Linked DNA regions of Homo sapiens: region 2 is linked to region 1. Evidence: chromatin loops called from intact Hi-C (ENCODE). Cell type or tissue: PC-9. All regions are shown on one strand. Each heading gives the region's core, and the rest is flanking DNA. Links, peaks and the distances in the headings are about the cores only.

Region 1 (6,146 bases), core at 344-5,343:
GGGAGTAATGGATAAGCACCTATGGGTTGGGGTGGGGAATGATGATGGCAATTGCTATTCAGACACTAGAGCTGTTACTGTATCCTGATTGGCAAGGATCCACCATTGAGTTCCACACAACTTAGTTGTTCAGCCAGAGATGGTAGTCACGTTGCGTCTTCCTCAATGCCTCTGTGGTCACATTGCCTCTTCCTCCTCTGTCTGTATCAAATCTCCCTCTGCCTCCCTCATAAAGATACTGTGATTGTATTTAAGACTCACTCGGATAATTCAGGATAAACACTCCATCTCAAGATCCTTAATTAAATTACATCTTTTGCCACAGAAGTTAATATTCTTATACTAACTGGTGTGCTACAATAAAGTTCTAGCAGTAACCACTTGAAGTTAGCATAGAACCCACAAATTACAGGTCATGGTCCCCAGTAAGACTGCCCTCATTTCGGATGCCAGCCACACATTAGGCATCCCTAGGCCACCCACATTTCTGACCAACTGGCTACAAATCTGGGGGTTCCCATATCCACTCAGGTTTGATAATTCACTAGAATGACTCACAGAACTCAGGAAAGTGATATACTTACAATCACAGTTTTATTATAAAGAATACAAGTCAGGACCAGCCAAATGAGGAGACAGGGTAAGGTCTGGGAGAGTCTCAAGAGCAGAACTTTGAGAATTGCCTTCTCCCTGTGGAATCAGGGCATATCAGCCTGGTGACACATTGATCTGTTTACCAGCCAGGAAATTCCACCAAACCTTATTGTCCAAAGCTTTTTTTTTTTTTTTTTTTTTGAGACAGAGTCTTGCTCTGTCACCAGGCTGGAGTGCAGTGGCGCAATCTTGGCTCACTGCAACCTCCACCTCCTGGGTTCAAGCGATTCCCCTGCCTCAGCCTCCTGAGTAGCTGGGACTACAGGCGCTTGCCACCACGCCCGGCTAATTTTTTTTTTTTTGTATTTTAGTAGAGATGGGGTTTTACCATGTTGGCCAAGATGGTCTCAATCTCCTGACCTTGTGATCCACCCCCTCGGCCTCCCAAAGTGCTGGAGTTACAGGCGTGAGCCACCATGCCTGGCCTGTCCAGCGTTTTTATTGGGACTTCATTATGGAAGCATGATTGATTGAATCATTGGCCATTGGCTGGGTATCAGTCACTGGTTGAACTCAATGTACTATACCCCCTTCCTTCCCCAGAAGTCAGTGGTGTGAAGTGGCATCTCATTGTGGTTTTGATTTGCATTTCTCTAATAACCAATGATGAATAATGTTGAACATCTTTTTATGTGCTTATTGGCCATTGGCATATTTTCTTTGTACAAATATCTGTTCAAATTCTTTGCCTTTTTTTTTTTTTTTTTTTTTGAGACAGAGTCTTGCTTTGTTGCCCAGGCTGGAGTGCAATGGTGCAATCTCGGCTCACTGCAACCTCTGCCTCCTGGGTTCAAGCGATTCTCCCACCTCAGCCTCCCGAATAGCTGGGATTACAGGTGCCAGGCACTAAGCCTGGCTAATTTTTGTATTTTTAGTAGAGATTTTTGTATTTCAGTAGAGGTCTTGCCATGTTGGTCAGGTTCATCTTGAACTCCTGACCTCAGGTGATCCCCCCAGCTTGGGCTCCCAAAGTGCTGGGATTACAGGTATAAGCCACCGCCTGGAACTTAGACTTCCTTTAAACTTAGTCTCTGGATGTGTTTTAAGTTTCCCAATCAGATACAGGCCTAAGGGGCTTGATCTGGAACTGAGTTAAAGTGGGGGATAAAATGAAGTTGCATGGGAGGATTCAGTAAGTCACAGCTCTGGTACCAAAAGCTCTGGCAGTGGCTTCTTGTTGCCCAGATCCTGGCTAAGTTAATGTGTTCCTGGAGCCAACAGTTGGAACAATAGCTTACTAATTTCCCAGTTTTCCGATGTGGCAGAGGCAACAGTTTTCTTGGTGAGAACTTATGCCTATCTTAAACCAACCTTCATTCAATAACCCCGACTAAGTATAGATTATTAAAATGTGTAAAACTTGTTTGCAGTAGGCTTTGTGAGATACACTGGCACTAATCCAAAGTTAATGTCCCTTACAGGGGTCGTCTTGACGGTTATGGGTGTAGGGACACGACATGTATGCTGGGTCCATAGCACTCTAACCCTCTTTCTTTCTTTCTTTCTTTTTTTTTTTTTTTGAGATGGAGTCTCGCTCTGTCACCCAGGCTGGAGTGCGGTGTGGCGCGATCTCGGCTCACTGCAAGCTCCGCCTCCCGGGTTCACGCCATTCTCCTGCCTCAGCCTCCGGAGTAGCTGGGACTTCAGGAGCCCGCCACCACGCCTGGCTAATTTTTTTGTATTTTCAGTAGAGACGGGGTTTCACTGTGTTAGCCAGGATGGTCTCGATCTCCTGACCTCGTGATCCACCCGCCTCGGCCTCCCAAAGTGTTGGGATTACAGGCGTGAGCCACGGCGCCCGGCCACCCTCTTTCGTTCATTTAGGGAATTTCATCAGGCGATGAGTCAGAGATACAGGGCTTACCATCCCCTACAGAAGCTGAAAGTACTAGGTACACTTTTTCCACCTGTCTTGCAGCTAGAGCACTGGCATGTGGACTGGGCTCTGCCAGTCAGCCACATCTGCCTCAAAGCTTGCTGGAAAAGTTGGCTTCAGGAGGATCGCTTCCTGGAAAAGCAGTGACTGTGGGGTAGTGATCAGTCCAGTATCTGATGGTCACGGTATCATTGGCACAAGCGGCATATCTGGAGCTCTTCAATCATGGCAGTGGTGTCTTGTCATCAGACCAGTTCTGCAATGTGGTTTTGGCTCTTTCTCATTATGTAGCTCAGAATGTGGTTCTTCAGCCCACCCATTTATTTTATAAGCTACATAATATCCTTTTTTTGTTGTTTTTTTTGAGATAGGGTCTTGCTCTGATGTTAGGATTATACTGCATACAACTTCAAGCACATTCACATCGAAAATTACCTCTAGTTACTGCATCCAGCTCTGAGTACAGAATCTCTAGGGGATGTCCAATATTTCCAATCAGCTCCAGATCTTAAAACCCATGGCTAAAATGATATATTTACTAGCAACATACTCTTAGTCCATTTTGTGTTGCTATAACAGAACACCACTGACTGGGTAGTTTCAAAGAAAAGAAATGTATTTTTCACAGTTCTGGAGGCAGATAAGTCCAATATCAAGGTGCTGGTGTGTGTTGAAGGCCTTCTTGCTGAGTCATTCATGGTGGAATGTGGAAGGGCAAGAGAGTCTGGGACAATAAGAAAATTGAACTCAAAACCTCAAGTCTTTTCATGACCCCAGTCCGTGAGCTACCGCTGAGGACTCAGCAACTTTCCCTTTGAGCCCCCTTGCTTCCTCATGCTCCATACCCCACCTTTGCCCACTTCCCCCCACTTCTTCCACTGCTACCTCTGTAGGCAGTTTCTGCTGAGGAAAAGGAATTGTATAGTATGTTTGCTATTCTGAACTTCTACTCTTTTGACCTCTTTGCTGGATGCAACTAAGGGCGATAACCTGCTTCCTGCTGACACTGAGGATTATATCCATATAAGAATTTAATAAAGAAATGGCAGGAAGACCATTACTACTGTCCAAGGAATTGCTGATGACTACCATAAAAAGAAACTATGACAGGCACAGTGGCTCATGCCTGTAATCCCAGCACTTTGGGAGGCCTAGGTGGGCAGATCACATGAGGTCAGGAGTTCAAGACCAGCCTGGCCAACATGCTGAAACCCCATCTTTACTAAAAATACAAAAACTGGCTGGTTGTGGTGGTTCATGCCTGTAGTCCTAGCTACTTGGGAGGCTGAGGCAGGAGAATCGCTTGAACCTGGGAGACGGAAGTTGCAGTGAGCTGAGATATCATGTCACTGCACTCCAGCCTGGGTGACAGAGCGAGACTCTGTCTCAAAAAAAAAAAAAAAAAAAAAAGAAACTAGTGAAGGCATTCAAGAAGAAATTTGCCTGGTACTGCAATAGAGCATCCAGAATATGGAGAACTAATTAAGCTACAGACTGACCCGTGCAAGAACCTATGCCAGTTCCTTGCAGAGATCGCACTGGCCAAGGACAATCAGCTGAAGGTTCATGGGTTCTAAGTGTCTGTGGCTCACTGAAGCTTAAGTGAGGATTTTCTTGCAATGAGTAGAATTTCCCTTCTGTCTTTGTCACAGGTTTAAAAACCTCACAATGTGTATGAAGTAACTATTTGGGGTCTGCTCTTAGCTTGGACTAGTGTAACTCCTTCATGTAATAAACTGAAAAGAGCCACACAGACAAAAAAAAAGTCCCTTCATAACTGGCATTAATCCATTCATGAGGGTGGAGCGTTCATGACATAAACATCTTCTATTAGGTCCCATTTTCCAAAACTATTGCACTAGAGATTAAGTTTTCTTTTCTTTCTTTTTTTTTTTTTTTCTGAGACGGAGTCTCACTCTGTCGCCCAGGCTGGAGTGCAGTGGCGCAATCTTGGCTCACTGTAAGCTCCACCTCCCGGGTTCATGCCATTCTCCTGCCTCAGCCTCCCGAATAGCTGGGACTACAGGAGCCCACCACCACACCCGGCTAATTTTTTGTATTTTTAGTAGAGACGGGGTTTCACCGTGTTAGCCAGGATGGTCTCAATCTCCTGACCTTGTGATCTGCCTGCGTCGGCCTCACAAAGTGCTGGGATTACAGGCATGAGCCACCGCACCCAGGCCTGAGATTAAGTTTTCAACACATGTTCTTTGGGGAACATATTTAAACAATAGCACGTATCATATGTACAACCGTAGAGGAAGAAGAGGATAATCTTTTCATGGGCTTAATATGTCCCTCCAAAATTTGTGTGTTGAAATCCTAACCCTTAGTGTCTCAGAATGTGACTACATTTGAACGTATGGCATTTAAGGGGGTAATTAAGGCAAAGTGAGTTCATTAGGGTGGGCCATAGCTCAATATGATTGGTGTCTTTTTTTTTTCTTTTTTTTTTTTTCTGAGACTGAGTCTAGCTTTGTCACCCAGGCTGGAGTGCAGTGGCATGATATTTTGGCTCACTGAAACCTCTGCCTCCTGGGATCAAATGATTCTCCTGCCTCAGCCTCCCGAGTAGCTGGGATTACAGGCACCTGCCACCACACCCAGCTAATTTTTGTATTTTTAGTAGAGACTGGGTTTCACTCTGCTGGTCAGGCTGGTCTCAAACCCCTGACTTCAGGTGATCCGCCTGCCTCGGCCTCCCAAAGTGCTGGGATTACAAGCATGAGCCAATGTGCACAGACTTGACTGGTGTCTTTATAAGAAGAGAACCAGGCCAGGCTCAGTGGCTGAAGCTTGTAATTCCAGCACTTTGGGAGGCTGAGGCAGGCATATCACCTGAGGTCAGGAGTTTGAGACCAGCCTGCTCAACATGGCGAAACCCCATCTCTACTAAAAATACAAAAGTTAGATGGGCCTGGTGGCGGGTGCCTGTAATTCCAGCTATTCAGGAGGCTGAGGCACAAGAATCTCTTGAACCCGTGAGGTGGAGGTTGCAGGGAGCTGAGATTGCGCCATTGCACTCCACCTCTGGGCGACAGAGCAAGACTCCATTTTGGGGAAAAAAAAAAAAAAAGCAAGCTGTACCTAGCCTGGGTGACATGGCGAAATCCAGTCTCTAAAAAAAAAATACAAAAATTGGCTGGGCGTGGTGGCTCACGTCTGTAATCCCGGCACTTTGGGAGGCTGAGGCTGGCGGATCACAAGGTCAGGAGATCGAGACCATCCTTGCTAACACTGTGAAAACTCGTCTCTACTAAAAATACAAAAAAAAAAAAAAAAAAAAAAAAATTAGCCGGGCGTGGTGGCGGGTGCCTGTAGTCCCAGTTACTCAGGAGGCTGAGGAAGGAGAACGGCATGAACTTGGGAGGTGGAGCTTGCAGTGAGCCAAGATCAGTGCCACTGCACTCCAGCCTGGGCGACAGAGCGAGACTCCGTCACACACACACACACAAAAAGCCCCGTGGTGGCACGCACCTGTAGTCCCAGCTACTCGTGAGGCTATGCGGGAAGATACCTGGAGCCCAGGAGGTGGAGGTTGCAGTGAGCTGAGATCATGCTACTGCACTCCAGCGTGGGTGACAGAGAGGAGAGGCAGAATCTGGTACCAGATTAC
Region 2 (6,146 bases), core at 808-5,807, 820 kb after region 1:
CAAACAGTAAATTTTATTTTATTTTATTTTTTTGAGACAGTCTCACTGTTGCCCAGGCTAGAGTGCAGTGGCATGATCTCAGCTCACTGCAACCTCCGCTTCCCAGGTTCAAGCGACTCTCCTGCCTCAGCCTTCCAAGTACCTGAGATTACAGGTGCATGCCCCCATGCCTGGCTAATTTTTGTATTTTTACTAGAGACGGAGTTTCACCATGTTGGTCAGGCTGATTTCTAACTCCTGGCCTCAAGTGATCCACCTGCTTCGGCCTCCCAAAATGCTGGGATTACAGGTATGAGCCACTGCACCCAGACAACAAACAATAAATTTTATATATTAACATTTACTCATTTATGTATAGTAAAAGACAAAGTGGACGCTGTGGTGTGGCACCCAGTTCTCCACTTCTGAGCGGATGCACTCACCCCCAGCTGCTTTGAGCACTGGTGGCCAAAGCCATTCAGCTGAGTCCCTCCCCAGAATTGTGCTCAAAGAAGACAGCTGCTTTACCCAAGGTCACTCCCCTTCCCTGGGGGCAGCCCACACCCAATAGTAGGTAGATGAAGCTATAAGTTCCCCAGCCCCCTCACCTTAATGCAGAGCGACTCTGAAAGTCCCCCCAGCTCACAGCTCCCCATGGGGTCAGCTGAGGCCTTTGTTGTGACTACATCACAATTCAACTGTTCCCTCTGCCTGGTTCTGCTTCCTCCACTGTGAGAGCCTTCCCCTGTAAACCTCCTGCAAGCCGAAGTCTCTGTCGGAGTCTGTTTCCCAGTGCACCCAACTTGTGATAGAAGGTATATGTTCTGCTGAAAAAGAGAAAAAGGAAAAAAAAGAATAAAAGCAGAGTAAGTTGGATTGGGAGAGCAGGGCTGAAGGGGCAGCAGGTTGCAGGATCAATAGGATATTTAAGGTGATCTCACTAAGAAGTGACATTGGAGCAGGCTTGAAGGAGGAGGAAGAGGGTTATTCAAGCAAAGATCGGGTAGAAAAGCATTCTAGGCAGAGAAACAGCAAAGACTCTAAGGCACGGGTGCAGCAAGGAGGTCATTGTGGCTGGAGAGGAGTGCAGGAGAGAAAATAGGGGAGGAGAAGTCAGGAGTGGGTGGGGTTAAAGGAGCAGATCACATAAGGACTCACAAGCCCCTGTAAGGTCCTCAAGTATTTCTTCAAGAGGAGCAGAGAAGGACAGGGTCTGGCTGCCGCATGGAGGGGAGGAGCAGGAGCAGGAAAGCCTGTCTGGAGGTTGCTACAGTAAACCAGGTCTTCGTGGGGTTGGTCGAGGTGGTGGCAGTGGGGGTGGTGAGAAGTGATCAGATTAAGAATATGTATTTAAAATACAGCCAGCATGATCTGCTGATGGACTAGAAGTAGGAAGTGAGAAAAAGAGAGGAGTCAAGAATGACTCCAGGGTTTTTTTGTCCTGAGCAATGGAAGCAAGGACTTGCCAAGAGCTGAGACGGGGGAGGACTGCAGGAGAAGCAGGTTTGGGGGAGACCAGGAGCTCTGCTTTGGAGCGTCAAGTTTGAGATTCACAGAGTAGCATCCAAAGGACTGAGCCAGCCCAAACTCTGTGACAAGGTACAATCCTACTGGGGCTCAGGAACCCAGTGGAAGTGAGTGACCCTGGGGGCTCAATGGCACAGGGGTCTGAGTCTATGATCTCATCACCTGACATTCCAAGATCCACTCCAAGCTCCTCTGGCAGCCTAATTCTGTGAGCAAAAGACAAAAAGACAGACAGAAAAGTCTCCATTTGATGGTGGAGAAGGGTCCAGCCCTGTGCATGTTTGGGACTGAGCTGAGAGCGTGCTCGCAGGTGAGAGTAGGGAGTCTATGCAAGTCGAGTGTGATCGTGCACATGGAGATGTTGATTGTGAGTGTGAGTGTGTGTGAGTGTGCGTGTGGCAGTGCAGGTTCAGGAGCTGGGCTCACCCGGAGTGTGCAAGTGTGTATAAGACTGATGCAGTGGCCCTAACTGCCGGGCACACTCCAGTGTGGGTGAGGAAACAGGCCAGCCCAAGGCATGAATGCACAGTAGCCTCCCATGGTAGTGGAATGTGTAGAATAAACAAAGGGCTGCTATCAGCATTTGAAACACAGCACTTGGGTCATCCAGCGGGTGGGGGCAGCATTGCCCCCTTAGCCACCCTGAGCCACATGGGTCCCCTCGGAGCCCTGCACAAACAGTCCCAGGACATGGAGGTCCCTGCAGCTCCCCCATTCCATGCCCTCCTGTTCCCCTGGGCTGCTCTCGGCTGGGCTGGGAAAAGTGCCGACACAGCTCCGGGGAGGGAGGAGAGTTAACTCTCCATTTGCCATTAAACATAATCAGGGAGCAATCTGCGTGGAGCCCGCTGCTCTGGCCAATAAGTGATTCCCCAGAACAACAGATAAAAGCCTGGCACTAAAGTGCAGCCAGAAACGATGTGTAATTGGGATGAAAGAATCCTTAAATCTGCACGCTGCTTTTAACTTGGGAGGCTTAAATTACAATTAATAGTTCCCTTGAAGAAGGCAGTAGGGGAATAGAGGAATTCCAAGGCCTCGAGCTCAGAGCCCTGGGCTGCATTCTCAGCTCTCCAGTGCTGGGGGAGTACAGGGGGTGCTGGGTAGTAAGGAGGAAGAAAGAAGCTGGGGGTAGGAGGGGATCCTTTGCAAGGTCTTGGGCACCCTGATGGGTTGCATTCGTTATGAGTTCCAAAGCCACCAGTTCCCAAATAAGCTCATCCGTACACCTGGACTTTCGCCCAGTTTCCCTCACAGTGTCCCTGGGATGTCGCCAACAGTAAAAAATCATCAGCCCCATTTTGCAGATGGGGAAGCTAAGGAGACACACCTGCCCTGGAACCCTGAAGTGTGCCTAATCCACCTGCAGTTCCCAAACTAGGAGGAACCTGAGAGCGCATCCCTCCTTACGGTTCACTGGGGTATAGCGGCCCTGAGAGGGGAGGGTGTCTGCCCAGCATCGCAAAAGGCTGCAGTGTGCAGCTAGTCAGTGCTAGAACCCAGACCTCTTGACTCTAGCGGCCATTCCTTCCTCTGCACCCCAGGCCAATGAGCCTGGAATTCTCTAAGGAGAGTACAGTTCTCTGGCACTAGCCATGCAGCCCCTCCCTTCCCCTACCTGCTCCCAGGGGTCCAGGCAGTGGCAATAACATTGTCAGAGACAGAAAGTCAGGGAAAGATGGGGAAGGCTCCTCCCCAGCTTTCCCTCGGAAGACTTCTTACCCTCCCCTCCCCTGCCAGCTCTCTCTCTGCCTCTCTTGGGCCTCAGTGCCCAAGGCTTCCTGCTTTCTGTTCTAGGGCCACAACTTATGCTCCTCCTCTGGGGTCCTGCCCTGAAGGCAAAGCTGTGGGCAGCAGGGCTGTGGACAATCAGGTGTGGCAGCAAGGCACAAACCAGAATGGTGAAGCTAGCTGGCTCTCCTCCAAAGAATGAGGGGTTTGGCCCTCAGATGACACCAAGAGACAGTCAGAGGAAGCTCTGAGAGTGGCCCGGCATTCCCAGTGCTGGCTGGGTGGCTGCCTCTGCCACTCAGGCCGGAGCTAAGCTCCTGTGTTGGCGGGAATTCCAAAGCTCCCCACACATGAGCTCATGGATGGCCAGGTGCCCAGCCTTGCAGTTCATGGCTTTGGAATGCGTTCTCTGAGCTGGCCTGCTTCAGTACCCCCATCTCACCACAGCAAGTACTGCTGCCTGCTCTTGGCCCTCCAAAGACAGGCAAATCCCATAAAGGGCTTTTTTCTAAAACTGCTAAATTGTGCAAGCACATACATGCGTGTGTGTATGCAAGCAGCATGTGGACAAAGCATCCTGTGTGCATGGGTGAGTTCGTGTGCACCTGTCTCTAGCATGACTGGGCATACATGTGCATAGGTATATGTCGTGTGTGTGTATTCTGTGCATGAGTAGTTTTAAAAGAACACAGTGGGATCTGCTTGGGGCCTTGTGTAGCTGAACCTTATTTATAGCTCTCCTCTGTCTGGTTCGTTTCCTCTAACTTCCCTGCAGAATGATATGAATGAAAATGACACTATTGACTATCTTGGTAACCATAAAAGACCTTATAGAAATAAGATTTTTATAGTGTGTGGACTGGGAGAATCAAAAGACTAAGAGTTATGGACTCAGAGGATAGGAGAGAACCAAGCTGAGCCAGTCGGAGATGTCCCCGTGGTGGATCGTCTGTGGGTTTTTTAAACAAAGTCATATAAATAAAGTGATTGTCTTGAAAGAGTTATGAGAGCCCTGAATCTGGTGGGCAATATCTCTGTGGCCTCTGCATAGGCGGGAGGGCAGGCGTGCTGTCCACCTGAGAGGAAACCCACACTTTGTCTGAGTCCTGGCTCCCGGCCTCCCAAGGGAGGCTATGGAGGCAGCAGCAGAAACAACGCTGCCCTTTGTTCTGGAGAGCCATCGTATTTGGCAGCCCCGGGAGAAGAGCCCCAGGGCTAGCCCCACAACTGGCTAATGGGAATGTGAAGACCCAACGTGGACAGCCAGCCCCTGAGGCTGAGCCTGCAGATTCTGGGGCTGCAGCTTCTCCATGCTTGAATGGAAAGGACCCTCCCACCCCATGAAGAGTGAGCATTTGGACCCTGCACAGGGACTTGCTCAGGCCCTTCATGGGAAGCCACAACAGCAACCCTGCCTAGAGGGCTCCCGCCTGAACAGGTCCCTTTTAGCAAAATCCAGACCCAGTTCCACACATCTTTACCAGCTCCCACTTTGCATTTGTGCTTTTAGAGATGAAGCAGAGCTCGCCCTGCCCTCAAGGAGCATCCTATCTGGTTTGGAGGGTGGAGAAGGGAAGAGTGGGCAGAAAGACATTCCTGCAAAGACTGATGCATGGAAACCAGGGCACACTCTCCCACTCAGGTACACAGGTTCACAGGTAGACAGGTACACAGGTAGGCAGGTACAGACAGAGAGCAGTGTTGAAACTTGGTGATAAAACTTCTATCCTGTTCATCCCAACAGACTCAGTGCTGGGCCCTGGGCACGTAAAGCTGAGTCAGACTCAGTCCCAACCCTAGAGGGGAAGCTCTCACCCAAAGGGCAGATGGACAGATCCCCACAACATAGTATGTTAAGGGCTGAATTGCATGAGTTCCCCAGGAGCCACCGGTGACCTCAGCCTGGTCGGGTAAAGCTCCTCAAAAAAGGAGACATTTCTGCTGAGCCTGGAAGGACAGGTAGGAAGGAGCTTACCAGAAAAAGAAGGAAGAGAGGGCCTGCCTGGCAGGGAAAATGGCAAACACAAAGGCCTGGAGGTGGGAATGTACAAGGCATATTTGGGAAACCACTCAGGTGTCCTAAAGGTTTGCTGGCTGGCAGGAGGAGGGTATCTTTTGAAAGGGATATTGGAAGCAGCTCTTTCAGGAAGGAGGGACCATCTGGCCCAGGGGTCCAGGCAGTGGCAGTAACATTGTCAGAGACAGAAAGTCAAGGAAAGACGGGAAAGGCTCCTCCCCAGCTTTCCCTCTGAAGACTTCTTACCCTTGCTGTTCCTGTCTTTATAGGCAAAGAACAGGACAGCTCCCTTAGCAGCCAACCAGCCACCAGCCCAGCTCCCCAGGTGCCTCTCCTTCACTCTCCCTTCTTATTCCAATATCACCACCCTCCAGCCCAACCCTAGCCCACTGGGGCAACACTAGGTCCATGCCCTCTTCCACCTTGAAAGGAACAATTCTAAAAACCAGAGAGAAAGCCATCTGGTCAGGCTGCTCATCAGAAATAACTGCCAAGTCTGAGAGGTCATCCTGTCTGTCTCCTCTCCCCGGGGACCTGGGGACATGGGGTGAGGGCCAAGGAGTGCCTGTGGCACCTGTCAATGCACGGACTCCTTGTCTGCAGGCATTGATTTCTCTCCTTCCTGACCTTTCAGGAGAGGCGCCCTGAATTCCATGCCGGGTCATTACAGAGCCAGTGGCGGAGACTCTATGAGACCCAGCCCCACTGGCTGCAGCCCCTTCGGATGCATCTGCGAGAGCAGCCTGGCCGTCACCCGCCGGCCTGGCCCGTGCTGTCAGCCGGCCAGAGCGTGTCTGAATCGAGGAAAGCTGACTGGGGCTCGATTCACACTGACTCGAGCCGCAAGGCGAGTTTATGGTTCTTGATTACACCCAGCAGGGAGGCCTTCTTA

Evidence for each region. Peaks named below come from ENCODE experiments on the same cell type or tissue, not always from the same donor. Only the 100,000 strongest peaks of a DNase experiment are listed, where the experiment ranks them.
Region 2: a loop joins it to region 1, with 6 times the contacts of the local background. A loop is called at or near these places in 1 of 110 quality-filtered maps.

The regions. Positions count from the first base shown.
Region 1 is chr1:38,956,236-38,962,381 of GRCh38, reverse strand. It overlaps the pseudogene EIF1P2. Among named protein-coding and RNA genes, the nearest start is that of RHBDL2, 17 kb to the right of the region's middle. In PC-9, for the core only: CTCF peaks have their summits at 2,262 and 2,462; DNase peaks (open chromatin) are centred at 721, 2,531 and 3,241; H3K4me3 peaks cover 1,185 bases; H3K27ac peaks cover 4,775 bases.
Region 2 is chr1:38,136,156-38,142,301 of GRCh38, reverse strand. It overlaps LINC02786 (long intergenic non-protein coding RNA 2786), which reads left to right and starts at 727. Exons shown (of 6, transcript XR_001737991.3): 1 at 727-845; 2 at 5,889-6,146. It overlaps LOC105378654 (a long non-coding RNA gene), which reads right to left and starts at 631. Exons shown (of 7, transcript XR_001737987.2): 1 at 588-631. RefSeq lists an enhancer at 1,272-2,185. In PC-9, for the core only: a CTCF peak has its summit at 3,846; a DNase peak (open chromatin) is centred at 3,491; H3K27ac peaks cover 478 bases.